2 separate regions of the Homo sapiens genome follow, and region 2 is linked to region 1. The links are chromatin loops, found by intact Hi-C in ENCODE. Cell type or tissue: PC-9. All regions are shown on one strand. Links, peaks and the distances in the headings refer to the core of each region. The heading gives the core; the rest is flanking DNA.

What was found. Peaks named below come from ENCODE experiments on the same cell type or tissue, not always from the same donor. Only the 100,000 strongest peaks of a DNase experiment are listed, where the experiment ranks them.
Region 2: a loop joins it to region 1, with 4 times the contacts of the local background. A loop is called at or near these places in 2 of 110 quality-filtered maps.

Annotation. Positions count from the first base shown.
Region 1 is chr2:234,240,045-234,256,663 of GRCh38, reverse strand. No RefSeq gene overlaps it. Among named protein-coding and RNA genes, the nearest start is that of SPP2, 200 kb to the right of the region's middle. In PC-9, for the core only: CTCF peaks have their summits at 7,007, 7,206 and 7,430 (motif pointing right); DNase peaks (open chromatin) are centred at 4,583, 6,643 and 10,453; H3K4me3 peaks cover 849 bases; H3K27ac peaks cover 7,131 bases.
Region 2 is chr2:233,859,688-233,876,306 of GRCh38, reverse strand. MSL3B (MSL complex subunit 3B) reads left to right here and starts at 7,921. Exons shown (of 2, transcript NM_001425333.1): 1 at 7,921-7,980; 2 at 8,957-11,644. The coding sequence starts at 9,112. The coding sequence ends at 10,182. In PC-9, for the core only: a CTCF peak has its summit at 10,290 (motif pointing right); a DNase peak (open chromatin) is centred at 7,946; H3K4me3 peaks cover 2,473 bases; H3K27ac peaks cover 1,165 bases.

The DNA.
Region 1 (16,619 bases), core at 3,651-11,650:
TTGCCCCTTCCCTCTCTGGTTAGAGCAGCGAACTCAGGAGTCATCTAATTCCTCCATCCCCCCAGCTTGCACTGGGTGAGGAATAGGTGTGCCTTGTACCCCTGCCCTGAGCAAACACCCCAATCTCTTAGTATGGGCAGTCTCTCTCTTAGTTGCACTTAGACAAGAAGGACATTTAAAAAATAGATTTCATTAAAGATGAAAAAGATTTCAAATGCACACACACACACACAGACACACACACCCCTACTGAACTCAGAGTTCTTTGCCCAATTCAACTAAAGACTGGCGGCATCCACCTATATATAGTTTGACCACACCTAAGAGCAAATGCCAGGTGCTTAGACCAAAATTATTCTTCTTCAACCTTGACCTGGCTGAAATCCTGACTTGTTTGAAGTAACGACAGGTCCACGGCTGATGGTCTTGGGGCACTCATTACATGAATATTTGCTTAGCTTTTGGAATGTCTGCACCTCAGTAAAAAACTTCATGGATTGCTCAGGTGTTTTCCAAATGATTTGGTTTAGAAAGAAGTTTCTGTTTGGATTTGTAAGGGCCTCTTCTGGTGTTGACCTGGTTTGCCACTTTGACCTGCTGGGATGACTAGACTGGGCCATTCTATCCAGGAATCCGGTATTGCTAATGGAAGTCATATTTATGCTTACATTTTGAATGAGTGACTCTGACTTCTTCGTTTCTATAAGCCTGTATTTCAAGTACCAATAATTATGTAGTTGCTAAATCAATAGGTCTAATACTTTCTTATAAAAAGTGTTAACATTGAATAAGGAAGGCTATTCTGGTTTATGTATATTGCATACATTTTCTCATCATATCATACAGATTCTAGAAAATCCAATCACTTTGATTTTTGAAGCTAATATTTCTTTCACTGTGTATAGTTTTGAAGGTTCAGGAAAAACCTATTTTGGTCTCACATATATTTCTACTTAGCCCCAAACAGACCCAAAATCCTGATTGTGCTCCAAGCCAAAATTCTGATATAAAGATAAATCACTTCTTTGTTGATACTTACTTTAGTGTCTTTAAAGAAATCTCCTTTCTCCACTAAAATACCAGAGAGCAGAAATTGGCATGCAGCAAGCATGTATATAAGCAGGCTCCTTTTGTGTAGTTGAAGCACAATGCCATCTGTACCCTCTTTTGTTTAGCCAAAGTACCTCAGTTTCTTTCCATCAATAACAATATACAACGAAACCTCCTCTGCTTAGGGGATGGCAAACGTGGACTTTGAATTCAATTACGTGTTATACTTATTAATCATCTAATTCATTTGGCTGAGGAATAGCGTTGCCTAGAGCAATGTAAATTGTTTCAACCAAACAGTATTTGCTTCATCAGGTTTACCAAATCAGCTAATGGAAAAATACAGAAAGATGCAGAAGGCTCTCTACTGGGCATCTCTGGGAAGCACTAGGTAAGTAAAACCTGTCCTGTGTTTGAGGATCTTACAATCTGGTTGAGGATCTGAGATGTGGGGTTTCTGAGACAGGTAGAAGGACCTCAAGGGAGCATGGGGTTCCTTCTCCCTCCCCATTGTTCTCATGTAAACAACCACAGCATAAACCACCTCAAATTGTCTTCAAAGCGACTATCAATCTATATGTCCACATCTGTCTCTATGTTCATAGACACATGTACCTCCAAAACATAAAACAGAAAACATGTGCATCTTCATTACAAAGTGAAACCAGAAATTAACCACATCCCAGCATCCATGAGGGATTTTTGCAAATGCAGTGTGGACAGGACTACACAGAACACATCACTGATTGCTAGGAAATGCTTCACATCCAGAGACAAATAATGCCTGGAAAGGAAGCTTGGCTGTGCCACACAATAGCCCACTAGCACCCTCTCATTCAAAAGCATGGGCTCACAGGCACGGTGGTGCACACCTATAATCCTCAGCTACTCGGGAAGCTGAGATGGGAGGACTGTTTAAGCCCAGGAGATCAAGACCAGCCTGGGCAACATAGCAAGACCCCTGTCTCTCTTAAAAAAAAAAAAAAAAAAAAACCTTAGCTGAGCATGGTGGCACATGGCTGATGGCTGTAGTCCCAGCTACTCGGGAGGCTGAGTGGGAGGATCTCTTAAGCCTAGGAGTTTGAGACTTCAAAGAGCTATGATCACACCATTGCACTCCAGTCTTGGCAATAGAGTGAGACCTTGTCTTTAACAAAAACAAAAATAAAAGCATAGGCTCTTAGGAGATGGGGCCTACAGCCTGCCTGGAGTGCTCTAAAGCTCCTAAGTTGCCTTTCCCTCCCACCTGCACAGCAGAGGCACTAAGCTTCACCAGGGCATGCAACTTGCTCCTGATGAGTCGGACATTCTAGGTAGAGAGCCAGGGGTGTGTATATGGTGTGTGTGTGTGTGTGTGCGCACATGGGAATGCATGCAGAGGGCACAAACACTTCCCCTGGAGTCCCATCAGCATCTCTTCTAGGAAGTCAGACTGGTGGTCAAGATGAGAAGACGCTCCAAGCTGCTTCTACCAACCTGCCTGTCTTGACTGACATCCATCTCTCATCCCCAGGTCACCCCAACTCCCAGATTCCTGGATCTCCAAACTAGTCATCTACTACCAATGCTAGGCTGACAAATCAAATACAATATGCCCAGTTAAATTTGAATTTCAGATAAGCAACACAAATTTTTAAGTGAAAGTATGTCCCAAATATCCCACGGGATATGCTTATACTAAAAAATATTGTTATTTATGTAAAATTCAAATTTTACTGGGCATCCTGTTTCGGTTTGTTTGTTGTTTTCCTAAAACCCATCTCTGAATGATTGATCTGGCATATACACTAATCTCAGCAAGGCATAGCCATTAACAACAGCACAGGGCTGTGGAACAAGCCGTCTGGTTTCTAACCCTAACCCCACCACTTTCAGGCCACAGAACACTGAGCAAGTCACTTAACCTTGCTGGGCCTCAGTTTTCTCATCTGTAAAATAGGGATAATACTGAATCCCCCTAGTATTTTCATTTATTTATTTATTTTTGAGATGCAGTCTCACTCTGTCACCCAGGCTGGAATGCAGTGGCATGATCTCTGCCCACTGCAACCTCTGCCGCCCGGGTTCAAGTGATTCTCCTGCCTCAGCCTGCCGAGTAGCTGGGATTACCGGCGCCTGCCACCATGCCCGGCTAATTTTTGTATTTTTAGTAGAGATGGGGTTTCACCATCTTGGCCAGGCTGGTCTTGAACTCCTGACCTTGTGACCCACCTACCTCGGCCTCCCAAAGTGTTGGGATTACAGGCGTGAGCCACTGTGCCCGGCCATATTTTTAGGTATTCAAATACTGAGAGGAGGAGAAGAGGATGACGCTCAGGCTGGGTGAGTCTGGGGAAGAACGATGTGAGCAGATCTGGACAGCCAAAATAGTCATCATCTTTACCATCCACCCTTCCTAATGCAGATGAACTTTCAAAAGAATGCCAAGGTAATATAACCTAGGGGGGCTCTTCTGTTTTTTTTTTTTTCTGAACAGTCATAAAAACACAGAATTCATGCATTATAAACAGATAAAATCTTCCGACAAGCTGGCAGAATTGTAGCCCCCAAACAGCAACATATTAATGGGAAAATAGCAGGTGCACGGTTCCCACGTCAGCTTCTACTCCTGCTCCTGCTGGTTTACTTGGCAGCCACCCTGGCAGTCGTGAAAATGACTGACACGTCTATTTTCACATGTTTGTATGCCAAGAATAAGACTGGAAGCCTTGACTGAAACAATTGGCTTTTCTCACTGCAGGACATGATTGTCCAGTGTGCAGAGGGAATGGGAGGTAGGAGGAGGTGTTGGTGCCTCTCCTCCGCTGCACTGACAGGCCCCTCTCCCTTTCCAGACCGGACCGTCCCTTGGGGATACAGATTTTGTTGTTAGTTCCCTTCCGACCCATAAACACATGTTTGTAAATTCTACTGCCTCATCCCTTTCTCCTTCCCCATCCAGATGGGTGCTGAAAAGCCAATTTTAGTGAATGTCAAGGGCAATGTGATTTGGAAAGAGAGTTGTCACCCCACCTGAGTAATGCTCATGGACAAGACACGGGCAGAAGTGACATCCAGTTTCCTCATCCACGACTTCCTAATCGAGCCTCTACTATGTGCAGATGCTTCATGTGGGCAACATGGAGTGAACTGGACAGACGAGTGCCTGCCCTCGGGAGCTTACATTCTAGTTGGTCAGAAAGAAAACAGACAAGGAAAGAACCAACTGAAAGAATATAGCTGCATATTTGCAATGTTCCTGGGAGAACCACTTGTTATTGAGTGGTGGGGCCTGGGAGACAATGGGTTGCATTTCGGAAAAACCATAGACAAGTTTCTTGCTCACTGGGGACAGAGCTCAGAGTTCTCAGTTCTCCACACAGGATCTCCTTCCAAAAAGGAAGGGATCTGCAGACTATGTATTATGGTTAAGTAACCAGATTGTAAACTGTCACATGCAGCTCATAAAACCAGCCTCGAGGTTGTGCATCATGGATGGAGGAAGTCCAGGTTCACATTCCAGAGTGACCACTGATGTTTTGTGTTCAGCAACTGGGCTTCCCATTTCACACCAGGGTTCTTTGTTTCATATGTTGACATTCGAGAGAGGATTCTTGGAATTAACTGTGATGTTTGCTTGAATCTTGTTGAGAACATGAATCACACAGTTTCTCAAAGGTTATTCTTTTTCAGAAGAAAAGTTATTTCACAGGAAGGCAGGACCTCAGGATTTTCCAGAGCCTGGAGTCTCCTTTGCTGGCACAGAGCTGAATTGTCATGGCTTGAAGATTTTCATTTCTTACTCAATTTATTGGAGCAAGCCTTACGCTTGACCAGCATCGGCAAACAGATAGGCGGGTGTTCAGCTGGGACCCTGCAGAGATGACTGTAGATTCCACCAATGTCTCTCACAGAAGGAACTCCAGGTCCAGTCCCAGGAAGGCAGGGAGAGGAGGAACAGAAAAGGCAGGGAAGTTGTCAATCAGCTCAGGACAAGGAAGCTGGGGATGAGGGGCCAAGCTGGAGTCAGAGCTTCAGTGGGAGCTTCATCCTCAGCTCTTGATAGGGCCAGGGGTCTAAGAAAAACTATTTTGCCATGCTCACCTCTCAGCATGGTGTGGTTGATCATGTCAGGAGCGCACACGAGCTGAGGAATTCTGAAGCTGCCTGTCATCAAAGGAGGTCCGTGGAGTAGGGAGTAATCTGGTGGGCTTCCTGTTGGGCTGCTGGGTGTCACATGCTTTGCCTGCAGCAGGGCAGCTCTCATTGCTCTGGGAGAATTTAGGGGCATCAGGGATGGTCACTGGGCTTCTCCCAGGATTTCTGGGTTTTTCCTCTTTTCTGTTCTATTCAGTTGCTGATCTTTGCTTTTGCTTAAGGCCCTGAAGTGAAATTGGAGTTGAGGTGAATCTTGTCACAAATTGAATTAAGACCACACCTTCATCCTTGTGAACAAACGTTGCAATTCTGCAACTGTGGCGACTTGGAAGCATTCAGGGCATTCTGTTAGCTGCCTGGGAACTGATTATGCATTGGCACAAAAATCAATAGCAGTGACTTGGAATCATTCTTTCCCCATGATTTTCTTCTTTTAAAACATTGTGTTTTAATTACATTGTACATACTCTGGAAAATATAACTCAATTTTTAAAATCACATATAAATGACCACCTAGAGCTAACCACACAAGACTTTGCTACTTAGCATTTTCTATCATCCATCTATTTGTATTTTTATTCAAAAATGGATCATAGTTTACATATTATTTTGTAACTGTAGACTAATACTTGACAAGGATTGCTTCTAGCAGTGGTTTAATTAATTCTGCCCCAATTTGCTTAGTTACAGACATATTATACTCAGTTGTAGATCAGAAGATGGTTCTTAGGAAGACTTTGAGGCAAAGAGGTAGAGTGGATTATTGGAAAAGGGTCACGACTCCCCACAAGAGATTGGCCACCCTGTAATGAACTATTTGCGTTTGCAAATACCTCTATCTCTGAGATCCTAGGGTCTCATAGAGTCTTCTCATTTCCTACTTACATGTCTTTGTGGAAACCACATCATCGATAGCATTTTCAGGATAAGCAACTATTCCAGGAGACAAGTATGGAGGTAACTGAATATACTTATATTTTCCCCTCTCTCTTTTTTAATGTTGAGGACATAGCAACAAAATCTATTGATTTTGTGTATGCTGACATCAGTTGATTAAAGTTAGCCAGTAATCCTAATCCACACTGTAATGTGATTCTTTGTTAGTCCTTTTCCCTGTCTCAAGTGTATTTGAGCCTCAGAAAACCTCACGTTTAGGGGTCAACTTTTGCAGGCTTGTAGATCCAAAGTCAGGCCCCTTGTGGGTTCTGGTCAACTTTCTGCATCAGAATAATGAGCCTGAGATGTAAGAGTTGGGGTTGGCATAGAGGGACGAAGAGTGACTACAATGAATAACAAGGTCAAAACAGGCTTCCAAGGTTTCCAGAACCAACCAGCCTCGGGGCTCCAGTAAGTGATTCACATTCCCTTCCCCTTTGTTACAAATGTTTCTCATTGTTGAATACCTTTGACTTGTTAGGGCTGAGCCCTTTTCTCTAAATAGCTGACAGATGAGTTGTCAGTCGAAAAAAATCTTTAATGAGAGAAAGTACTGTTGCCTGGCTTCATGTTCTTAAATTATGATGGTATCTCCTGTCTAATCAGGGCAGAAAGAACGAAAATCTCGGAAAGTTTCTTGACAGGGGACTAAATGGCATGGCACACAGGTGCTCTTGTCGTGCCAAGTCAGAGTTCTTCTCCAAATGCTCTGAGATTGAGTCCGCTCTGCAATTAACCTTCTCCCCTAGCTGTCACTACTACATGTCACATCCAGTCTATGCTGTTATCTGCTGTGTATTTGTGCTGAATGGCTTTCTAGAGGTGGTCCCAGGAAGAACGGTGCAAGCATCCCAAAGCCCTCTGCTCTGATGGGCAATAAATGAAATAGCCAGCATATGCCCTAGAGAGGGCGAAAAAAGTCCATTGCAGGGGACAGTTTCTTAGAGCAATTGACCAAGAACTTGGCACCAGGGAGGAGAACTTTACTGATTCCAGAGTCAGAAGACATGGATGGATGATCTGTTTACATATTACTGAACATTTTATTTTCAATAATTTGCTAACAGTTTTGTAATAAGCATATTTATGCATAAACTTTATGATAAGGATTATTTCCTTGGAAAAAGGCCCAAGAAGGGTTATATACTAGAAAGTATTTTGAGATTATTTATTTAATTACCAGGAGAGTACTGATTTCCTCCTAGCCATTACTTCTTGCCATAAATAAAATATTACTCAATGGCTCCTCAAAATCTTCAGGGATCCGGGCTACATTTATTTTTCTGCTTTGCCATCTTTATTTTTAGCTTGTGCCTTTCTGTCTCATGACCACAAGATGGCTGCTGTGCCTTCCAGGATATGGTATCTCCGTTCCAGATGGGGTGAAAGGTAGGGTTGAGGGCAAAGCTTAGTTTATTACCCCAGGTAAGCCTTCCCCAAGGTCTTTTGCTTATACCCTGTATTAGTCCGTCCTTGCATTGCTATAAAGGCATACCTGAGACTAGGTAATTTATAAAGAAAAGAGGTTTAATTGACTCATGGTTCTGCAGGCTATACAGGCTTCTGCTTCTGGGGAGGCCTCTGGCAACTTACAATCATGGTGGAAGGTGAAGGACAAGCAAGCATCTCTTACCTGGCAGGAGCAGGAGGAAGAGAGCGAAGAGGAAGGTGTCACACACTTTTAAACAACCAGATCTCGCGGGAATTCTATCACAAGACAGCACTAGGGGGATGGTGCTAGACCATGAGAAACACTCCCATTGTGTCTGGAATTGGTGGGTTCTTGGTCTCACTGACTTCAAGAATGAAGCCGCGGACCTTCGCGGTGAGTGTTACGGGTCTCAGAGATGGTGTGTCCAGAATTTGTTCCTTCTGATGTTCGGACATATTCAGAGTTTCTTCCTTCTGGTGGGTTCCTGGTGGGTTTCTGGTCTCGCTGGCCTCAGGAGTGAACCTGCAGACCTTCCCGGTGAGTGTTACAGCTAATAAGGGCAGTGGGGACCCAAAGAGTGACCAGCAGGAAGATTCATGGCAAAGAGCCAAAAAAATCACAGCTTCCACACTGTGGAACAAGACCCCACTGGGTTGCCACAGCTGGTTCCGGCAGCCCGCATTTATTCCCTAATCCGACCCCACCCACATCCTGCTGATTGGTCCATTTTACAGAGCGCTGATTGGTCCATTTTACAGAGCGCTGATTGGTCCATTTTGACAGGGTACTGATTGGTGCCTTTACAAACCTTTGGCTAGACACAAAAGTTCTCCAAGTCCCCACTAGATGAGCTAGACACAGAGCACTGACTGGTGCGTTTACAAACCTTGAGCTAGACACAGGGTACTGGTTGGTGTGTTTACATTCCTCTAGCTAGACATAAAAGTTCTCCAAGTCCCCACTAGACTCAGGAGTCCAGCTGGCTTCACCTCGGGGATCCCGCACCAGGACCGCAGGCGGAGCTGCCCACCAGTCCCGCCCATGCTCCTGCACTTCTCAGCCCTTGGGCGGTCGAGGGGACCGGAGGCCGCAGAGGAGGAGGGGGCGGTGCTCGTCGGGGAGGCTCGGGCAGCGCAGGAGCCCACGGAGTGGGGGAGGCTCAGGCATAGTGGGCTGCAGGGCCCTAGCCCTGCCCCATGGGGAGGCAGCTGAAGCCCGGCGAGAATTCCAGCACAGCGCCAGCGGGCTGGCACTGCTGGGGGACCCGGCACACCCTCTGCAGCTGCCGGGCCCGGGTGCTACGCCCCTCACTGCCCGGCCGGCAGCGCCAGTGGGCCGCTCAGAGTGCAGGGCCCGCAGAGCCCACGGCCACCCAGAACTCGTGCTGGTCTGCCAGTGCCACACGCAGCCCCAGTTTCTGCCCGCGCCTCTCCCTCCACAACTCCCTGCAAGCAGAGGGAGCTGGCTCTGGCCTCGGCCAGCCCGGAGAGGGGCTCCCACAGTGCAGCAGCGGGCTGAAGGGCTCCACAAGCGCGGCCAGAGTGGGCACTGAGGCCGAGGAGGTGCCGAGAGCGAGGGCTGTCAGCACGCTGTCACCTCTCACCATGATCCAGGCACCTCCCATCAGGCCTCACCTCCAACAGTGGGGATTACAAGTCAACATGAGACTTGGATGGGGATACAGAGGCAAACCATATCATACCCCATGGCCAGAAGTGAGTCACACAGACACTCTCGGCTGCAAAAAGGGGACAATGACAAACAAGCACATTGCCTTTCTGAATAAAATCTGTTGGAGTGGAAGAAAAGGCAAATCTGTATTGGATAGACATCAGTACTATCTGCCACACGTATAACTGTGCTGTGTTAAAACTGCTAATATTTTTTCCAAAGCCAGTTTAAAGAAATGCAGTTTTTTAGATGTTTTGAACAATTGATTTAATAATATGCAACGATAGATGGAATTTTATATTTACCATAAAAATCTTGGAATTCTGGCCGGGTGTGGTGGCTCATGCCTGGAATCCCAGCACTTTGGGAGGCCGAGGCAGGTGGATCACCTGAGGTCAGGAGTTCGAGACCAGCCTGGCCAACACGGTGAAACCCCATCTCTAATAAAAATACACAAATTAGCCGGGCATGGTGGTGAGCACCTGTAACCCCAGCTACTCGGGAGGCTGAGGCAGGAGAATTACTTGAACCTGGGAGGCAGAGGTTGCAGTCAGCCAAGATCATGACACTGCACTCCAGCCTGGGCAACAGAGCAAGACTCCATCTCAAAAAAAAAAAAAATTGGAATTCTAGTGCTGGGAAAAGTCCTAGAGACTCTCGTCATATTTGTACACACATGAACCCAGAGAACAGAAGTGACTTCCCTAAGCCCTGCAAGAAGTCTGTGGCAGAGCTGAGATGAGAACACAGGTCTTGACCAGCCAACACAGACCTCGTTTTGCCAGTACTATGTCCTGGGCTTTACTCATTAAGAAACTCACTCTTGATTTCAATGATAACTAAAAAATTAAAGTTATTAAAATTTTCATTTCTACTAATGATGGCATCCATTATTCCAATAGAAAAAAAAGATCCTTTTTTATCAAGCTACTCAGTATACACAAAGATTACATAAGATTATTCCATTTCTTGTCATATTGTTAGATCTAATATTATTAGGTTTAAATATTCATTGGGCATAATTTCTCCTCTATTAAAATAATTTATAATACGTTTTTGAGATCCTCTTGTGTGGTTAGATAATGTTAAGTTGAACGTTATACAAAAATCAACCTTGAAACTATTGAGACTTTCCTCTGGATATTGGCTTCTTTCAGTTATGTTGCCGGAGAAAAGTAGTTTGTGAGTCATCAATTTATATGCCATCATGTATAAAGAATGCTTCTGTGTGTATTGTTTTACCATACAGACGGGATTTTTTTTTTCCTTTTAGTCTCATCCTGCAAGTGTGGCTTTCTCAGGAAATCAGTAATGCACTCTTCATGCTGCCTTAGCCAAGACTCAAAGTCATCCTGAGCACCAGGTCCCGCAAAGTCTTGGAAAACCCACGAATAAGCAATGAATGCTCTGGGTAACTTTGTTCAAAGACCAGCTGTGTCTTTTTTTTTTTTTTTCCATGTTTTCAGCTTCTCTTCAGTGAAACTCATTTTGCAAGGTGGGGGAAGGGAAGCTTGCCATGAGCCTGAAAAGTGGGGAGCAAACGAGGCAGGCCCAGATTGGTGATGCCCCTAGCTCCCAGCAGAAGCAAATCCTCTGTGGACAAAAGCCTCAGCAGACAGCTTTGGGATTGCCTCATATTACATGCAGATTAACAGGAATTCAAAATTAATTACAAAACATGCAAAGAAGTAGGCTGCTATGAGTGAGAGTCAGCAGCAAACAACAGAATTCCCCAAGTTTCTTAATGATGGGAATTATACGTGGACTAAAAAATCACCATTTTTATTTGGAGAAATAAAAGCTAGATTAAAAATAACCAGAAATAGAGGGTGGAGGAGACAGGACAGGAGGTGGATTTTGGTACAAACTTTCAGTCATAAGTTGAATAGATTCTGGACATCTAATGCACAACATGATAACTGTAGTTAATAGCAATGTATTGTATACTTGAGGTTTGCTGAGAGTAGATCTGACACTGTTCTCACCACACACACACACACACACACACACACACAAATACACACACACAAAGATGAAGTAATGGATATGTTCATTGTGGTAATCATTTCACAATGTATATGTATACAAAAACATCACATTTTACACCTTAAATATATAATTTTAATGTGTCAAAAAATAAAAATAAATAATAATAATTAACTTTTTTAAATGACCAGAAAATGAGAGACAGTCAGAAATTTCAGGAATTTTTTAAAGATAATTGTCAAGTTTTACAAATGAAAATTATTTAATGAAATAGAAAACTCCGTAGATGAGTTATAAGTAGATGATTAAATACAGTTGAAGAAAGAACAGAAAAGCAAATTTGAAGAAATTAGCCAATAGCACAGAGAAAGAGGAGAGAGAAAATATGGAAAAGAAGTGAAGAAAAAGAAAGTGGAAAGTGAAAAAGCATAACGTGCATCTTCTCAGAATCCCAGAGAATGAAAGAGGAGAAATATTTGAAAAGATCATGGTTCAGAACTTTCCAGAACTGATAAGAACATGAATTCTTAGTTACAGAAAACACAATGAATCCCAAGTTGCTTAATTTTTTTTAATCCACACGTTAGATTATGATGAAATTACAGAAAATCCAACAAAAATAAAAAGATCTTTAAAATAGCCAAAGGGAAGAAATAGATCACCTACAAGTGAAAATTAGATTTAAAATAGGCTTGCTATTAGCTGCAATGAAAACCAGAGAGAATAAAACAATACCTAAAAGGGCTAATTTAGGATTGTCAACCCAGCGAACTAAGGTTTAAAAGCAATGGCAAATTGGAGATAATTTGACAAACAAAAATCGTTTTACCGCTAAAGAGACTTTAAACAAAAGGACTCCTAGGTATGTTTCCCAGAAAGAGGAAATGATCCCAGAAAGAAGGTCTGATTTTGAAGACATAGGGAGTCAAGTAACTTTCAAAGAACTGGGTGCATTTTTTAAAGTACATGTAAAATAATAATAATAATTTTAGTGAAGAGCAAATGCTGGGATGCAAGAGCAGATAAGTCTGGAGGTTGAACAACTGTTCAGGAGTGGTCAAGATACTGATTAACTTTAGAGATGAGGTTCAGTAAGCCTGAATTCCAGATGTAACAATCAAAAATAAATAAATAAGAGTATAACTTTCAAACTAAGGCAGGAAATAGGGTCTGGAGGCAGGGAAACTAAGGACTTCCTAGAACTAAATTAAACAGAAAAAAACAAACCTTCTAAGCCCAAGTAAATAACTTTATAGCTTTGCTTCAGCTATGACAGGAAACATCCTCTTCATTTGCATAGGGTGTACACCAAGTAAATAATTTTGTGTCTGCACTTCATCCTCTTTGTTTACATAGGGCTTATACCAAGTTATCAGTGGGAAACCTCTAGAAGGGTATTTAAACCCCAGAAAATTCTGTAACCAGTGCCCTTGAACTACTTGCTCAGGGCCGCTCCCACCCTGTGGAGTGTGCTTTCATTTTCAATACATCTCTGCTTCTGTTGCTTCATTCTGTCCTTGTTTTCTTAGTGCATTTTGTCCGATTCTTTGTTCAAAACCCCAAGAAACTGGACACTCTCCACTGGGAAAAAAACTAGTAGAAGAGAAAATGGAATGATAATAATTACAGTAGTAGAAGAAGAGCAAGAACAAATCAACTTATTCAAAAAAAAAAAGAAAAAAGAAAAAATCAGAGAATTAGCAGGGTAAATAGAAACCACAATGTAAGATGAGATAAAAAAGGAGACTTAGTATATAATAATTACAATAGATAAAAATAAACTAAACTTTCTACTCAAAATACAGAGTATCAGTTTTGATTGAGGAAAAAATATCTACTATTTAAACGAGCCACATCTAAAACATGAAGACACTGGAAGTTAAAAGTAAAAGAATCAAAGATAATAGGCAAATATTAAAGAAAGCTCACACAGCTATGAAAATACCAGATAAAATAAATTATTCGGGATAAGAATGGTTACTACATATTGATGTAACAATTTTAAATTTGTATGATCTTAAATGGTTTCAAAATATATAAAGCAAAAATTGCTTAAACTACAGGGGGAAATTGACATATTCTTTGCCAGGGTAGAAGATTTCAATATACCTTTTTCAATTATTGATAGGCCAAACAGACAAAAACATTAGTATAGGTATAGAAGATCTGTCCAATACTATTTAACAAATTCAATTTGACAGATATTCAGGTACCAGCTTGCAACAATGGGAAAATACACATTCTTCTTTCACACAAATGGAGTATTTACAAAAATATGTAGTAGACCATAAAAAAAATTCAAAACTTAAAAAACACACAGAACGTCTTATAGAATATGTTATTTGACAATAATATAAATTAGCTAGAAATTATGTGTGTGTATTTATATATATATAAATACACACACACACACACACACACATATATACATGTATGTATTTTTTAGAAAATGTAAAGTCCCACTTGTTCCACGGGCAAAGGTGTCTGCAAAACATTGGGTTAAGCCAAGTTAAGTAATAATGAGGAGGGGGAGAGGAGGTGAGAGAATATTGTGCTGCAGGAGTTCCCATATGCCTTAATATATAATGTAGATGATGAATTTATAAGTGAAGAAATGCAGTGTTTTATGCAGTGTTTTTATATCTCTATTTTGCCATGCAGTTTTCTATCCGTGGAGTAGCTCATGGGACTTGTGTTCTATGGAACGTACTTTGGGAAACACTGTTCCACAGCAACCCCAAGGCATACTTCATGTAAACCCTACTCTTTTTATTAACCCTATTTAACTTCCTATAACAACTACAAGCCTGGATATTACATCTCACAGTGTGCATTCTAATAAAACCATGAGTTTTTATTATCACTCCTGATGAGGGTGATAAGATTAAATCTTTCACAGCACACTGCAATGAACAGGAAAGAATCAATTTGGCAAGAAGGCATTCGAAGATAGGAATATTTGTATTTTAGTATCCTCATTTTAAAAAAAAAAAAAAAACACGTGAGCTACTTCGTAATCCACGTCAAAACTCTGAGACCTGCTATAAAATGCTCTAAACTACTTTTCAAACTTTTCAGGACAGCTGTGACCCTGTGGGGGTTGACCCTCATCCAAAAAGTCTCATTTTCTAGACGGTTAGGAGACCTGAATTCCTTTCCAGATCAGTGAGGCTGTGACCGGGCGATGAATCACTGTGGATGAGGAGTTAATTCATTATGTTCCCTGAAGCAATGAACCATTTCTGCCCCCTTTCCAGCTTTCTCATACATGCTTCCCTTTGCATTGAAACAATTCATTAGTTCCGCTTTGTCAGGGGCCCACCTGTACCATGTTAATGAGCAGCCAGAGGGGATCAGGGAGGATGAGTAAGTAGCCAGCCCACTCTGCGGCTGGCACAGCTCTAAGGAGCAGTTTTTATTCTACAGAAATCTTTCATTCTAAGATGTAATGCAAGCTCCTACGTTAGGAGTTCACCTGACAGTATTTTCATACACCTGAAAAGGTCTGTTTGATAACCCAACCTGGTGATTTTTAAAATGTGTCCAAAAATTCTTCCTACTTCTTCTTCAAGAGATGGAGCTTCATTCACTTTTCCTCAGGTGTGGGTGGACTTAGTGACTCACCTCAAATGAATAGGATACGGCAAAAGTCATGGGATGGCATTTCTTTCTTTTTTTTACTTATTTATTTATTTATTTTTTTGAGACAGAGTCTTGCTCTGTCACTCAGGCTGGAGTGCAGTGGCATGATCTCGGCTCACGGCAGCCTCTGCCTCCCGAGTTCCAGCAATTCTCCTGCCTCAGCCTCCTGGGTAGCTGGGATTACAGGCACACGCCACAACGCCCCGCTAATTTTTGTAGTTTTAGTAGAGATGGGGTTTCACCATATTGGCCAGGCTGGTCTTGAACTCCTGACCTCAGGGGATCCACCCGCCTCGGCCTCACAAAGTGCTGGGATTACAGGTGTGAGCCACTGTGCTCGGCCATGGGATGGCATTTCTGAGATTAGGTTATAAGGATGCTGGAGCCTCTACCTTGGGTGTGCACTCTTGCTGTCTCCTGAATCACTTACTCTGGGGGAAGTGGTAGCATGAGAACTGTGGAGAAGTCCATCCATACAGCAAGAAATGGAATCCTCCTGCCACAGCCATGTATGTGAGCTTGGAAGTGGAACCTTCAGTCCCCGTCAGTCTTCAGAAGTAATGGCTGGACTGCCAAGACCCTGAGTCAGAACCACCTAATCTAGAAGCTGAGCTGCTCCCAGATGTGTGACCCTCCGAAATTGTGTGAGCTAATAAGTGCCTGTTGTTTTATGGCATTAAGTTTTGGAGTAATTTTTATGCAGCAGTAGATGACTAACACACCCATTGATCAAAACTGCTCAGGATATAGGGAAGCCAGGGTGAGATCATCCCAGATGATCTGTATCCACCCCACATGGCTGGGATTGGACTGGGTTGGTGGGAGAAGGAGTTTTCCTATGGCTGGAAGGCTAGACTACTGGGGAGGAGGCAAGGATAGAGCTTTGCTCTGGAACTGAAAATTGCCCACAACCTTAGACCTGTGCGGTTGAATAAACAGTGATACATCCACACAATGGAGGACTCTGCATCTGGAAAAAGAATAAGGCAAGCCTTGGTCAGGCACAGTGGCTCACGCCTGTAATCCCAGCACTTTGGGAGGCTGAGGTGGGTGGATCGCCTGAGGTCAGGGGTTCGAGACCAGCCTGGCCAACATGGTGAAACCCCGTCTCCACTAAAAATACAAAAATTAGGCCAGGCGCCCAGTGGCTCACGCCTGTAATCCCAACACTTTGGGGGGCCAAGGTGGGCAGATTAAGAGGTCAGGAGATCGAGACCATCCTGGCTAACACGGTGAAACCCCATCTCTACTAAAAATATAAAAAAATTAGCTGGGCGTGGTGGCGGGCACCTGTAGTCTCAGCTACTCAGGAGGCTGAGGCAGGAGAATGGCATGAACCCAGGAGGCAGAGCTTGCAGTGAGCCGAGATCGTGCCACTGCACTCCAGCCTGGACAACAGAGCGAGACTCTGTCTCAAAAAAAAAAAAAAATACAAAAATTAGCTGGGCGTGGTGGCTGGAGCCTGTAATCCCGGCTACTTGGGAGGCTAAGGCAGGACAATTGCTTGAATTGGGGAGGCAGAGGTTGCAGTGAGCCAAGATCTGAGATCACACCACTGCACTCCAGCCCGGGTGACAAGAGCGAGGCTTCATCTAAAAAAATAAATAAATAAATAAATAAGGAAAGCCTCTATGAATTGACATGGAGTGTTTCCCAGGAAATGTTTTTAAGTGAAAGAGTAAAGTGCGAGAGATTATAGTATGCTATGTTTTGTTTAAGAAAGAAGGAATTATAAGAAATACTTGCATATGCTCATTAATGCAAA
Region 2 (16,619 bases), core at 5,579-13,578, 380 kb after region 1:
GGCAGGGATTGAGGAGAACAGAGGGATGAATAGCTGGAGCACATAACATTTTTAGGGCAGTAAAACTACTCTATATGATACTACGATGGTAGACACACGTCATTATAAACGTGTCCAAACCCACAGAATGTACAACACCATTAGTGAACCCTAATGTAAACTATGGACATCGAGTGATAATGATGTGTCATGTAGGTTCATCGCTTGCAACAAATGTACCTTCTTGGGGATGTTGATAATGGAGGCTGTGCATGTGTGGGGACAGGGGCCTTATGGAAAATCTCTATACTTTCTGCTTATTTTTGCTGTAACCCAAAAATTGCTCTAAAAAATGCAATCTATTGCAGCACTACTTACAATAGCAAAGACTTGGAACCAACCCAAATGCCCATCAATGATAGACTGGATAAAGAAAATGTGGCACACATACACCATGGAATACTATGCAGCCATAAAAAAGAATGAGTTCACGTCCTTTGCAGGGACATGGATAAAGCTGAAAACCATCATTCTCAGCAAACTAACACAGAAACAGAAAACCAAACACCACTTATGTTCTCACTCATAAGTGGGAGTTGAACAATGAGAATACATGGAAACAGGGAGGGGAACATCACACACCGGGGCCTGTCAGGGGGTGGGGGGAAAGGGGAGGGAGAGCATTAGGAGAAATACCTAATGCATGTGGGGCTTAAAACCTAGATGACGGGTTGATAGGTGCAGCAAACCACCATGGCACATATATACCTATGTAACAAACCTGCACGTTCTGTATCCCAGAACTTAAAGTAAAATAAAAATTTTAAAAATTAAATTAAAAAATAATAAATGCAATCTATTAAAAAATTGACTCAGGGCCTGACAAGAAGAAGAGTCCTGCCTGATCTTTGGCCAACTTTCTTATTCTATTTGGTTTCAAATTCCAGCTGCACTAGTTATTTGGTGACCCTGGACAAGCTACCTCTCCACAACCCCACTTCCCCCAGCCTCAGTCTCCATTCTGTAAAATGTGGATAATAAGTGTTGACCTCACAGAACTGTGATGGGGATGAAGCAGCATGATGTACATGATATGCCAGCCTGGTGAACTGTAAGCCTGCAGTAAACATTAGTGGGAAGGGAAAAGCTATGGCCATCACCACTTCATGGTTGGCATTGGCTTAGTCTTAATTTACAAGTACATGTTCTCAAGCACACTAACTTAAACTCAGGACTCTCCTGACTAGAAAAAGGCCATGGTTCCTTCAGAGACTATCAGACTCAATGGTACTTACAGCAAACCACTACTCACTGCTCCGGGGACAGGAGACGTTGTTCATTGGTGTATTAGGGTTCTCTAGAGGGACAGAACTAATAGGATATATATATATATACACACACATATATGTGTATATATATGTATATATGTGTGTGTGTGTGTGTGTGTGTGTGTATATATATATGAGTTTATTAAGGAGTACTGACTCACACAATCACAAGGGCAGGTCCCACAATAGGCTGTGTGCAAGCTGAGGAGCAAGGAAGCCAGTCCAAGTCCCAAAACCTCAAAAGTAGGAAAGCTGACAGACAGTGCAGCCTTCAGTCTGTGGTCAAAGGTCCAAGAGCCCCAAAGCTGAAGAACTTGGAGTCCAATGTTTGAGGGCAGGAAGCATCCAGCACAGGAGGAAAATGTAGACTGGAAGACTAAACCAGTCAAGTCCTTCCACATTCTTCTGCCTGCTTTATTCTGGCCACGCTGGCAGCCGATTAGGTGGTGCCCACCCAGACTGAGGGTGGGTCTGCCTCTCCCAGTTCACTGACTCAAATGTTAGTCCCCTTTGGCAACACCCTCACAGACACACCCAGAAACAACACTTTGCATCCTTCAATCCAATCAAGATGACACTCCACATTAACCATTACAACTGGTTTCTGTAACTTCTCCTCAGAACACTAGCAAATTATATTAATTTCTGAGGAGTGGCTGCAAATGGAGAGCATAACATTTTCATACTAAATCCAAGAATGTGGTAAAAATACTACTTAGAAACAAGAGAAATGAGTAGGAATGGAAATGGCAGTTGTTACTTGCTTTCTGTCAAGTACTTCCAAAACTGTAAAATTAGGAAAATTCATCAAGAGTTCTAAAATACATATCCCCTTCAGCAATACAAAAAAAATCTGGGGTATAAGCTAAAAATTTAAATATAGAAGCTAAGAAAGCAAAAATTTCTAAAGAGCCTAAATTCTGTGCATTTTATAACAATTGAGAAATAATTTTGATAAAAGAGAGTGACATAAATAATTCTTGTTTCTTGCAAGAAATAAGAACATTAGATGCAATGGTGAAAACAGTTGAACATAAAGGGATGAAGATAGCTGAGAGAAGATGTAACACTACTGACTTAAAAGTTAATTCTAAGTAAGGAGTAGATGCCCCAAAACTTTTCAAGAAACAGAACACAATGTCTTCTGTACCTGTCAAACTTATCCCAGTAAACCATGGGAGGTAAAAAGAACAGCAAAGGGCCGATGAAAGAGGAAGGGGGCCTCCTGGAGCATTTCTAAGGTGGGTAATTTAAAAAGATTTCACAAGTTATCAATCAACCTCATGCCTCCTGTTTTAAAATTATTCACACATCATAACAGAGGACCGATCCTTGAATGCTCCAGAGAAAGATGTTCTGAGAGTTTTCAGATCCGTAAATAATGGGGTTGATTAAAAATAGGTCATCCAAATCAGTCTAATTGCCTTCTATTTTTAATGTAAATTCTTTTCATTGATTTTTAAGATGGATAGCCCATTAAAATACATTAATCGTGACCCTAAAAGTGTGCTTGTATTGCAAAAAGCATACGGTGAGAAATAAAAATCAATTCCCCACCACATGAAACTGGGGCAGGAACATCACCAAAGACAGCTGTGGCCCTACTTTTCCCAGGAAAAACAATTTCTGGGTAAGAGCTGGGAGGCGAGGGATAATGATGATAAAACACCCTCCAACTGTACGCCAGCGGTTTTAGAAGGTTTGGAGCTATGTGTGTCTTATTTGGCTAAAAGGGCTCTAATTTTGTCAAGCCAAGGCGAAAAACACATAATCAGTCTTCTGTGTTTTTTAATTATATAAGTAATGCACTCTCGTGATTGCATAATGCATGCTCATTCTAGAAAATGCAGCTAAGAACAACTAATATTAGAAATAACCCATCACACCATTATCCAGAGATAACCCTGGAAACTTCTTAATATATACACACTCAAACTTTTAAAACAAATAATGTATATTTTTTAAATGCATGTATGTAATACATATGTTTGGAATCTCCTTTTGTACTAAAAATTTTAAATACATTTTAGATGCCAATAAATACAGTTCTTCAAAAGCGTTGTTAGTGGAACACAAATCAGTATCTATCACCATTTACTCAGCCATCCCTGTAGTATAGGACATTATCAACAGTGTTTCACTAAAGGTCCTCCAGCTAAATCCTCATCAACATCCACAATTACCGTGAATACATTTCAAGAAGTAGACTTCGTTAAATCAAAGAACAGACATGTTTTAAAAGATCTTCACACATAGCACTAAATTGACCTCTGGAAAGTTTATACAAATTAATGCAAAGCATAAGAAAATATTCACTTCTTCACACCCTCGCTAATATTTGTTATTGTTCTTTGTGTTACTAATTTGATAGGTTTCAAATGATGATTCACGGTTTTTAATTTAGTTCGGGGGGCAGAAAGTTTCACACATTTATGAGCCATTGTATTCCATGTTGGTTGATGCTTTTAAACCAAACTAAACTTTGCCTGAGAAGGACTCCATACTTCTATATTTGAGTCCTTGTGGACAAACTGCAACCTAACTTAATAGGTAGACAAGATTGAAAACCTAACTTAGGAGTATGTGACTGTAACAATAATTGAGTCTTGGCCAATCCCAGCAGCCATACTTCAATCACTCATACACTTCTGAGTGTTCAGACTGCGTTCAAAGAAAGCAAATGCTGAGCTGTAACCAACCCAGTTGTTTCTCTACCTCACTTCCCTTTTTTTGTCTATAAATCTTCCACCATGTGGCTGTGCTGGAGTCTCTGAATCTGCTGTGATTCTGGGAGCTACCCAATTCATGAATCGTTCATTGCTCAATTAAACTCCATTAAATTTAATTCAGCTGAAGTTTTTCTTTTAACAATGCCAATTTATGAACTTTGTCCTTTCTCTTTTTGGAGTCTTCATGTTCTTATTTATACGTTCTTCCTATTAAACCTTTGTAATATAGAATGCAACTATTTTTTCCATTTTGTTGTTTATTAAATGTGTCTTATTTTGTCATAAAGAAATGTTTCATTTCTATGTATTCACATTTTTTAAACATATTTTCTTTCTATTTCTTGCCTTTGATGTCATTCTTAGAAAGACTTTCCTGACCCCCTTGCAATATTGAAATGATCATGAAAGTAAATATTTAAGCTCAGCTGCTATAAAAAATCATGAAAGAAAATTAAAAGCCATTCTGTATAAAAGATACAGAAAAATGAACGAAGTACTAATAAACACTAGAACCAAAAATTTGAAGTACTAATAAACACAAGAAGTTAAAGTTAGTGTTTAGTAATGGTAGATCATATTTATGTGAAGATACGAAAAAGGGGAAATAATTTTAATTGAAAGAAGAATAAGATGACAAGGCAAATTACAGAGTGTTAAAGTTGAAAATATTAGGAAGCTTTATATTTGTGCAAATTATTTAGGTCATCGTATGGGGTAATAACAATGGCACAGGCTTGAAATCTTACCAAATGCAAAGCATTTGTAATAGAAAGATCTCAGAGCCATATCCTTTAACAGGTGATAGGCACGGAGAACAGCCTGGAAAAAGAACTCAGAACCCAAGAGGACACAGAAAAGTTCTACTGTAGGTCACTGGGCAGTTGTTTCAAAGCTGTACAGTGGATTTGAACCAGCAATCCAAAAGTACATTATTTCAGCATTTAATTTTCACGATAAAAACTTCTCATTATATTACAAAACTGTTCTAGTTATTTCTAGTATGTAGATTGGAAATAGTATTAAATGTCTTAAAACAACTTTCATTAATAAAACTTAGTAAGATCCCTGCGTTTCATCTCTCCCAAGTCTCAAATCTGTTCTTTTATATATGAGCAATATTTTGCAGTAACTGAATTATTGCTCTGAACCCTTTCCACCTGACTGTGTAGCCAAAAATGCTATAATAAGCTACTTATGCTACACAGTAGACATGAAATTCTTAACTAGAATAAAAAGTTTCTGTAATTAGATTAAGTCAAGTTTGACCTCTAAGTCATTGTTTAGTAGCGCAACTAATTCCTCCTAGAAATGTGGGTTAATGCTGAGGTTAATTTGCCCAACCTGATCTGATCTCACATGATTATACAGATCTTTGAATGTAATCACCACATAATTTTTAATAAAACCTAAATTAGCATAACATGTTTCCAAATCAGCATCCTTAATCCTATCCTTATATGTCTGCCACAAAGATGAAACATTGAGAGTTATTTTTAAATTATGTAAGTTTCTTGATTAACCCCATAGTAATTCCCTTCACTTTGATCTCACTTTTTTAAAGATTAAGAAAGATCTCATTTAACTTTCAAATATAACTATATTTCTCAATATTTCAGTTGTTTAATTTGTCATTGATTATACATTTTTTACAATAGAAGCAAATATTCAACTGAATCTTCATCTGTTTTATTTGGAGAACCATCTTGCTACTATATATAGGACAAGACATCCAAACTCTTCATTTTTATTTGCCAAATAATATCTCAGTCAAAGGATACCACTGACAGCATTCAGTGACTTGTGGAGTCTTTTACTCCACCCAACAAGAGCAGGATATGCATTTTTTCAAGCACCCATGGAACGTACACCAAAATAGGCAGTATTCTGGGCCATGAAACAAGTCTCAACAAGTTTAAAAGTATTGAAATAATATAGATTATGTCTTTTGATGATAATAGAATCAAACTAGAAATCAATAACAGGAAGACAACAAGAAAATCTCTAAACACGTAAAAATTGAACAACGTACTTCTGAATAAGCCATGGATCAAAGAAGAAGTATAAAAGGAAACTTTTAAAAATACATAGAATTGAATGAAAATGAAAACATAATCGAAGTATATGGGATGCAGCTAAAGCAATTATGTGAGGGAAATTTATAGCACTAAATGCTATAAATCAACAACTTATATTCCTAGCTCAAAAAATTAGAAAAAGAAGAGCAAAATAAAGCCAACACAAGCAAAATGTTACCTTCAGAGAAACTATTTAAAGTATAAAAGAGGCATCTTGAATTATTTCTTACAACTACATGTGAATCTGTAATTATTTCATTAAATTCTAATTTTAAAATGTCAATTGCATTTTCATACATCAACAGTAGAAAAATGGAACTTTAAATCATATAATTTACAAAAGACTTCTAAAAATCCAACAAAATGTATCTGATAAAATTATAATTCATAAAATATATACTGCTAAAATTATAACTATAAAGAAAACTATAATTTATTCCATCTTTTGAAAGATATTAAAGAGGACCTAAATCACAGGAGGGATATTCCATGTTAACAGATTAGAAGATCCAATAGCATAAATATATCAATTATTCCCCCTAATTGATCTATAGATTCAAAGTAATTCTAATGAAAATGCCAAAAGAGTTTCTGTAAAACTAACAAACTGGTAATAAGATGTATATGGAAAAATCAAAGGTCAACCATAGCCATAACACAGCTAAGGAAAACGAACAAGGAGAGAAGAGTTACCCAGCTAGATAGTTATTATAACACTGTGATTAGGTGCAAAGGTAGAAAAAAAAGGACCAGTGAAATACAATATAGAATCTAGAGACAGGCCAATGTACACATAGAAGAGATACAGTTCAGGGGTGGCATTATAGAACAGTGAGGAAAGGATAAATTATTCAATAAATGTTACTAAGACAATTTGTTATCCACATTAAGGAAAAGAGAATTGGCCTTCTACCTTAAAGCAAATACAAAAATCAGTTCCAGTGGATTAAAAGTTTAAACGTGAGAGGTAAGTTTTATAACCACGGAACATAAAATGATTTCTTAAATAAGACACCAAAAGTGCCTATCATAAAGGAGAAAAATACAAATTTTACTTCAATTTTGCACTGGGAATATTAGCAAAAACACAATACTAAGTGTTGGCAAGAGCATAAGAACTCAAACACCAACATGAGTGACATTTTATTGTTATTCTTTATATGTTATGCATGCCACAAAAGGTTTTGTATGTATTGCATATTTAATTTTAAAATTAAATATAAAATGATTTTTTTCTTGACAAATGAAATGCTTCTAGTATTTATCATTAAGCAAAATGTTAGGACTATAAATTTTAATTATTTTAATATTCAATATCTCTTGGTAGTATACTTAGGATTTTTAAAGTAGGGAATAATATTAAATTTATCTTGCAAGTAGAAATAGTAATAAAAACTTCTAAATAATGCTTGTATCAAAGAAGGAAACAAAAGGAAAATCACGAACTGGTACTCAGAGAATAGACAGCCTTAAATGCATTTATTAGCAAACAAAAGTAAATGGAAGTAAATTCATTATGCTTTCAATTCAAGAAACGATTTTAGAACAGTTTAACCTAAGTTAAAAGGAACAAAATAATACAGTCAAGAAATTAAAGAAAATAAAAACAAAAACGTGATCAAGAAACATTAAGCGCTGGTTCCTTTAAAAGACCAGTAAAACAGATAAAGTTCAACAACATAATTAATTAAAGAGAGACAAGGGATACATAAATAAATAGCATTAGAAATCAAATGGGGCTTCCGCCCGGCATGCCGGACCGCGCATGCGCCGTCGGCAGCGTCGCGCGCGCCCTGTCGCGCAGCCGGCGCTACGTGTGCGCCCGGGACGCGGACGCAAGCCGCCGACGGAGGAGGCCTTTTAACTACGGTGGGTTTCTCTCTTCGCGTTAAATCTCCCCTGCCGTGCAGCCTGGTGCCGCGTAGGCTCCCGTGGGACGCTCCCGTCGGACGCCGTCCGACCTAGATTGTTAATGTTATTGTTGGGAAAGGCGAAAAAGGCAGAAAGATCCCAGAATAGCTGATCCGTTGTAACGGTTGGAACTGAAGCTGGGATAGATGGGTAGCCGAAGATCATGTGCTTCGTGAGCCCAGTGAAAATCGTAGATTGGCCAGGTGCGGTGCCTCACGCCTGTTTCCCAGCATTTTGGGAGGCGGAGGCGGGTGGATCACGAGGTCAGGAGTTTGAGACCAGCCTGGCCAACATGGCGAAACTCTGTCTCTACTAAAAATACAAAAAGTGGTTGGGCGTGGTGGCGGGCGCCTGTAATCCCAGCTATTTGTGAGGCTGAGGCAGGAGAATCGTTTCAACCCGGGAGGCGGAGGTTGCAGTGAGCCGAGATCGCCATTGCACTCTAGCCTGGGCGGCAGGGTGAGACTCTGTCTCAAAAAAAAAAAAAAAAAAAAATCGTAGATTAGGGTCTGGGCGCGGTGGCTCACTCCTGTAATCCCAGCACTTTAGGAGGCCGAGGTGGGCGGATCACTTGAGGTCAGGAGTTTGAGACCCGCCTGGCCAACATGGTGAAACCCCGTCTCTGCTAAAAATACAAAACAATTAGCAGGACATGGTGGTGGGCGCCTATAATCCCAGCTACTCTGGAGGCTGAGGCAGGAGAATCACTTGAACCCGGGAGGCGGAGGTTGCAGTGTGCTGAGACCGCGCCACCGCACTCCATCCTGGGCAACAATACCGAAACTCTTGTCACAAAAAAAAGAAAGAAAGAAAGAAAGAAATTCGTAGATTACAGCATAAATTGGCAAGAAATGCTGTAGCTCACCTGAGGAGCAAGAGAGAAAGAAGCAGCCGCTCCAGGTTGCTTGGTGCTGACTCTGTCTTTTTTTAAAAGGCCTCTCCATCGAAGAAAAAAATGAAAATGATGAAAACTCATTAAGCAGTTCCTCTGACAGTAGTGAAGACAAGGATGAAAAAATAAGTGAAGAATGTGATATTGAAGAAAAGACTGAAGTGAAAGAAGAACCGGAGCTTCAAACAAAAAGGGAAATGGAAGAAAGAACAGTAACTCTAGAAATCCCTGAAGTTCTGAAGAGGCAGCTGGAGGATGATTGTTACTACATTAATCGGAGGAAACGGTTAGTGCAACTTCCATGCCACACCAACATCATAACGATTTTGGAATCCTATGTGAAGCATTTTGCTATCAGTGCAGCCTTTTCAGCCAATGAGAGGCCTCGTCACCATCACGCTATGCCACATGCCAGCATGAACGTGCCTTATATCCCAGCAGAAAAGAATATTGACCTTTGTAAGGAGATGGTGGATGGATTAAGAATAACCTTTGATTACACTCTCCCGTTGGTTTTACTCTATCCCTATGAACAAGCTCAGTATAAAAAGGTGACTGCATCTAAGGTTTTTCTTGCAATTAAGGAAAGTGCCACAAATACTAATAGGAGCCAGGAGAAGCTCTCTCCCAGCTTACGTTTGTTGAATCCATCCAGGCCGCAGTCTACAGAGAGTCAGTCGACCAGCGGTGAACCAGCCACCCCTAAAAGGCGCAAAGCCGAGCCGCAAGCAGTGCAGTCTCTGAGGCGGTCCTCGCCCCACACCGCCAACTGTGACAGGCTTTCTAAGAGCAGCACCTCACCTCAGCCCAAGCGCTGGCAGCAGGACATGTCCACCAGTGTGCCCAAGCTGTTCCTGCACCTGGAAAAGAAGACACCTGTGCATAGCAGATCATCTTCACCTACTCTGACTCCTAGCCAGGAAGGGAGTCCTGTGTTTGCTGGCTTTGAAGGGAGAAGAACTAATGAAATAAATGAGGTCCTCTCCTGGAAGCTCGTACCTGACAATTACCCACCAGGTGACCAGCCACCTCCACCCTCTTACATTTACGGGGCGCAACATTTGCTGCGATTGTTTGTCAAACTTCCAGAAATTCTTGGAAAAATGTCCTTTACTGAGAAGAATCTGAAGGCTTTATTGAAGCACTTTGATCTCTTTGTGAGGTTTTTAGCAGAATACCACGATGACTTCTTCCCAGAGTCAGCTTACGTCGCTGCCTCTGAGGTGCATTACAGCACCAGGAACCCCCAGGCAGTCAATAAGTGTTGATGGTTCTGTAAGAACAACTGCTCCATCTAGCATGGTGTTCTGAGTTCCAGGTAAAAAATTAACAAGGTGGTGGGTTTTTATCCAGAGCACAAAACAAAGTGCCCACCAGGGGGCTTTGACAGAGGTGTGCCCTGTTGTTTGAGTTCCCCATGTACTGTAGTTACTCTGTTTAGAATTATTTCCTAGGTGCCTGAAAGTGTTCTGACATGACACTTGCTACTTTGTAGGCCATCTGTGATGGCAGGTAAAAAGCAACTGTTCACAGTGAAATGTTCATGGAAGTGTACATAGGTTAGGCCATTTCAGCAGACATTGCAGTTAGTCAGCAAGAACCACATTGTTTCGTTATTTGTTAGCATTAAACAAAATTTTTTTTGCAAATTGGTTTCATTCTCTTGATGAAGCTGAGCAACTGTCCAACAAGGTTTAGTTTGTACTTGAAAACTGCAAAGTAGTCTCAAAGTATTTTAGAGGGAATCCATATTGATGGCAAAAGAAAATTTGCAGCTATAATTTGCTTCTGACGGTTCCTTCTCTGTGAAACATTATTTTTGGTGATCTAAAGAAAGCATTGCCTTTCTTGTTTGCAATTTTACAGCTATACTTTTTTGTGTAATGTTACGGTTCCCTTTCTGTAAAATGTTCTTTTTGGTGATCTAAATAAAGCCTCTCTTGTTTGAAAAAAAAATTAACTTGGAGTCATAACTACAGATATAATGACGATTGGAATATAAGAGAATGCTACGTATTCATTTAAACCAGTAAATTTGAAAGTCTTGACAAAAATGATTACTTAGGAAAATATATATTATATAAACTGGCTCCCCCTGAAAAAGTAGGTATTCCTCATTGTGGCACCTGACAGCCCCAAAGGTAGAAATTAAAACTAACCCACATATTTATTGCACACTATGCTGACATTTTAATGTAAATTTTAGACCACATAAGATTTAGTCTTTAGAGTCAGAAATTCCTTAGGTGCTAGCCCACAAATTGCTACATAAGAGAAAACAGAAAAGATTTCACTTTCTGTGATCCTAATAGAAAGCCCACAGAGACATATCTTCCCACTGTGGCTTCAGTAGCATCAAATAGGAAAGTGATAATACTGTGAGAGAATGACGTGCCACCCACAATATCTGAAGTACAAAGACAAAGCTGGATGTATTTTTGGTTAGTTAATTTGAGCAAAACCCGTAAGTGTCCAGATGGATTCTTCCTAGATTATCATAATTCTCTTGCATGTCCATGAAAGGATAAGGTATGTCACAAGGCTAAGAGCTTGAACTGTGCTAGTCCAAATTGAGACGTGCTCTAAGTGTGAGGTTAGAGCACTGGAGTTTGAAGACTTAATATGTAAAAATAAATGTAACATATCTCATTAATAATTTTCAGCATTGGTTAAATGTCGAACTGACAATATTTTAGATACATTGGGTTAAATAAAATGTTTTTAAAATAACTTCACCTATTTCTTTTTACTTTTAAAAAATGTTAATATTTTAAAAACTTAAAATGACCAATGTGTCTCACATATTTTTAATGGACAGTGATGCTCTTAAAAGTATTACCTCTATGGCATGGCATATGTCAAAAACTCATGGTCTTTTTTAGCTATTCTTTGATCCAATATCCAAGGCTTAGCTTCATGTATCCAAGCAGTTACAGGCCTCTACTAAATTAGTCAAAGCATCTTTTGGTCTTGTACTAGGATTACCTTTAAATCTGATGTTAATATATGCAGCAAATCCCTACTGTTAATAGAAACCACCCAACATTTTTTCTGCCGTTTACTAATTTGATTGTTACTCTTTCCCTCACATATTACCATATTCCTATGTACACACTCAGTCTGGCAGCCTTCTGTTACTCTTATCCAATGAAGGAGAAGCTCGTACTTGTGTTCCATTCACTCAAAAAGTATCTATGCCCATAACCAATCTTTGGATAGTCTAAAACAAAATCCCAATTTAATGGTTTTTTCATGTTATCTTAAAAATGAATAAAAAGAGATGATACCAGGAAGTCTAGGTGATAATTACTTTTCTTGCCCAATACTAGGCTTTACTAGAGAGCTGAATTTTATAATACAACTCTCCTAAGCTTTTGCTTGTGCAGCCAATTTGAAGGACAATTTGAAGTGAACTTAAGGATGAGTTGCCTTCCCAACTCTTAGAAAGACCCAAATAATAGCCATTTCTATAATTAAGGCTACTAATGTGAATTTAATCAAGCTACATAAAGCCAGTTTAAATTCCTCAGCCCAAATAGTAGCTATGCATAATAGAATAAGCTTGGATTTTTTTTTTTTTTTTTTTTTTGAGAAGGAGTCTCGCTCTGTTGCCCAGGGTGGAGTGCAGTGGTGCCATCTCCGCTCACTACAAGCTCTGCCTCCTGGGTTCACGCCATTCTCCTGCCTCAGCCTCCCCAGTAGCTGGGACTACAGGCGCCCGCCACCGCGCCCAGCTAATTTTTTGTATTTTTAGTAGAGACGGGGTTTCACCATGCTAGCCAGGATGGTCTCGATCTCCTGACTTCGTGATTCACCCACCTCAGCCTCCCGAAGTGCTGGGATTACAGGCATGAGCCACCGCGCCCGGCCAGCTTGGATTTTATTTGGGCCAATTAAGAGAGAGTCTAGGCTGTCGCTAATAATACTTCCTGCTATCTGGAGTAATTCTATAATACTTCCTGTATAATACTTCCTGTATCTAGAGTAATTCTATGTGACTTGGTCCAATCTATGTCAAAGCTAAAAGAAAGGCAAGGTGAGCTTCTCACCAAGTTGTTGAAAATTCTTTTCTTAGGAAATCTCCCAATCCCTTCTTAAAATAATATTCCTAAGTTTGTTTGTTTTGTTTGTTTGTTTGTTTTGAGATGGAGTCTCACACTGTTGCCCAGGTTGGAGTGCAGTAGTGTGTTCTCAGCTCACTGCAACCTCCATCTCCCAGGTTCAAGCAATTCTCCTGCCTCAGCCTTCCCCAATGGCTGGGATTACAGGTGTGTGCCACCACGCCCAGCTAATTTTTTTGTATTTCTAATGGAGATGGGGTCACCATGTTGGCCTGGCTGGTCTTGAACTCCTGACCTCAAATGATCCACCCATCTTGGCCTCCCAAAGTGTTGGAATTACAGGCGTGAGCCACCACGCCCAGCCTATATGTTTTTTTTTTTTAATCTCACAATTGTTTGAGATCTGTTGTTAGAGTCTTAAATGATTTTGTGCAGCTACTGTCCTGACAGATGATTCAATGAAATATTCAAAGATGAAATAAGAATGAAATTCTGCTGATCAATGTTCAAACTGAAAATACGATCTTTGCAAATGAAACCTCCTCTTCAGAAAGAATCATTTATAGTGGTAAAGAGGTGAATAATTTTTTTGATTCTTTCTTGTAACTTTGGCTGAATGAGGACAAAAAGAGGAGACTGAGAAGAAAAAGGGTTCCATGGACCTCTCCAAGGACTCAGCAGTCTCACATGAGTACCCACACTTACACAGACTGCACCAGCCCCTGACACCACTGAAACTCCACGAATCCTGAACGCCACACTCTTCAAAACTCCACCTACTGTCAGCAGAACAGATTAGCATTTGAATAGGCAGGCCAAGGAAAGAAAATCACCCTCACCAATGTGGGGGGGGCATGGCCTAATCTGTTGAGAACCCCTGAATAGGACAAAAAGGTAGAGGAAGAGTGAGTTTGCTTTCTTCTTGAGCTGGGATATCCATCTTCTGCCTTCAGACATCAGAGGTCCTGGTTCTTGAACGGAACCACACCACCACCTTTCCTGGACCTCCAGCTTGCAGACGGCAGATGATGGGACTTCTTGGCCTCCATAAACACATGAACCCATCCCTCAAAATAAATGTCTTTCTATCTATCTATCTATCTATCTATCTATCTTCTATCTATCTATATCATATTGGTTTTGTTTCTCTAGAGAACTCTGGCTGATATGTAGAGATTGTTCCCTAAAGAAAAAAAAAAAGTATTCATCTGATGAAGACACCATGTTGGAATTTAGGAAAGGGCTTAGGATTGTTAGAAATTTCCACTACCTGGATGGTTTTAGTAAGTCGAGACAGACAAAGTTTATTTGCCCTCAAGGCTTCTACAATTTATTGCATACCTCAAGTTTGTCTCTTTGACAATCTGGCACAATAAGACATTTTTAGTTTAAAACCAAATTTCTCATTTTTCTCTTCTTGCTTTTGGTCAATGTGCCTTCCTTATTCTTTTCAGACAACTTTAAAATTTGATTCTGAAGGGGTGATGTTCTATGGAAGTAGGATTTATTGTAGATACAGGGCCATGCATATCAAAAGAGGAACTATGTCATTGTCCATCTGTAAACAATTCTCCTCAGAAGATTAGAGAAAGGACAAGGAACTTGGGGGTGCTAATAGCTCCCCAAGAGTAGCACCCTCAGTAGACGGCATTGGCTTTTCCAATGTCTTTCTCCTCAAAATCTACAGGTGTCCTTATTTATAACCTCATGATTCTTAGAGACTACAGAGGCTCTTAGAGTCTTGTTTTTATTTGGGGGACCAGTTGTTTCATTTATAGAGCTGTATATTTATTTTTATTTCTAGCTTCTTTTTTTCCTATGGCTCAGTTACTTATCAGAAAATGTTACCTTCTAAATTCATGATTTTCTATATATATATTTTCATTTATGGCTCCTAATTAAAATCAGAGTCCATTTTCAGCTGTTGATCCTACCCTAGAATAATGTTCAAAAGATTCCTGGAATCCAATTTTTAAATCTAGTGTTTATTTTATGAAAATTTTCATCTTTGTCCAATTTACTTTTTAAGAGACAGATTTCTAAAATGTGTTTAATGAGCTTCCTTCTTTTTGTCTCTAAGAATTAATTATTTTTTAATTTTCAGATGGATTATTTAAATCTTTTTCCTAACCCCTTGTTTTCAACTACTTTCCCCATTTGAGGGGCTAAAATGAAGTGAACTAGTCTGTACACATCTAGTCATTCATGAAAATAGTACATAACAAAGATCCTATTGCACATATCTGTCCATCTTCCTGAAGTATAAGAAAATATTTATAGCATTGCTATGGACTGAATTGTGTCCCCCCAAAATTTATATGTTGAAGCCCTAACGCACAAGTGACTATATTTGGAAGTAGGGCCTTTAAGTATATAATTAATGTAAAATAAGGTCATAAGGATGGAGCTCTGATCCAATAGGGTTAGTGTCCTTATAAGAAGAGATACCAGAGGGCTTGCTCTCTCTCACACAGTGTCTCCCCACATGCACAAAAAAGAGGTCATGTGAGCACATGGCCACCTGCAAGCCAAGACAAGAGGCTTCAGAATGAAACCTACCTTGCTAGCACCTTGATCTTGGACTTCCCAGCCTCCAGAACTGTAAGAAATAAATTTCTATTGTTTATAAGCTGGTTAGTCTATGGTATCCTGTTAATAGCAGCCTGTACAGATTGTCTTTGACTCAGCTCTAAATTAGGTTTTAAATTCAATGTCTATATATCTGCCTTCTGATCTTGCACATTTACATGAATGTTCCTTTCCTGAGAAATCCCAAGGCAATACTAACTCATTTAGAAGATTGGAGGAAGGAATAAAAAGACTAGAAGGGGTACAAGTTAAAAGTTGCTTAGATCCAAACAGGGTGGGTTTCAGAAGGTTAGTGTCCTTGGACAACTTGTGTTTTCAGCTCCACCACACCAAATAAAGAAGCTGACTATTGAAAGATTGGTGTGTTTGCCTCCCAGTTTTTCTAGAGTGCCTCCTAAAATATGATTTGATTTTGACACAGCAAACTTTCCTTAAAATGGCCATCTTTTTTGCCATCTTTTGCCTTTTACCTAAAAGAATGCAAGAGTAAGGATCATAATGAGACTATAGATAGAAAGAAGAATTTCTGCAGGAGTTTGAAAATTTGATACAGACAAATCCACGTAAGGAAGATGGGTCACTACAGTCGACTGTGCTACAGTGCGCGCTCATGAGTGGTGTCAGAAGTTAGACCAAGCAGAAGCTAGAAATCAACGAGGCTGCCAATGACCCAACAATTGTTTGACCTAAAATATAGACTGAGCAAAGAGGTCTTCTTCCACAAGTTGACAAAAGTATAAATGTCATTATGAAGGTTTTGTAGGGTGCCCAAGGCTAAGTTCGACTAATTGCCTTTTCACATAATTGTCACAGGTCTAAGGAACCTCTAACCATTTGTCTTCAAGACTGGATTAGATTGAAGCAGAAAATAATCAACATATATGCATCTGTCTTTCGTGGAACACTCCCTTATGCGATCAATAAACACAAGATAATCCAGGACAAAACAAAGACAGTTGAAATAAGACTGCCTACACACACACACACACACACACACACACACACACAGCAAGCAGCAGGAGAATAAGCAAAGGTATTTACTAAATCTTTTATCC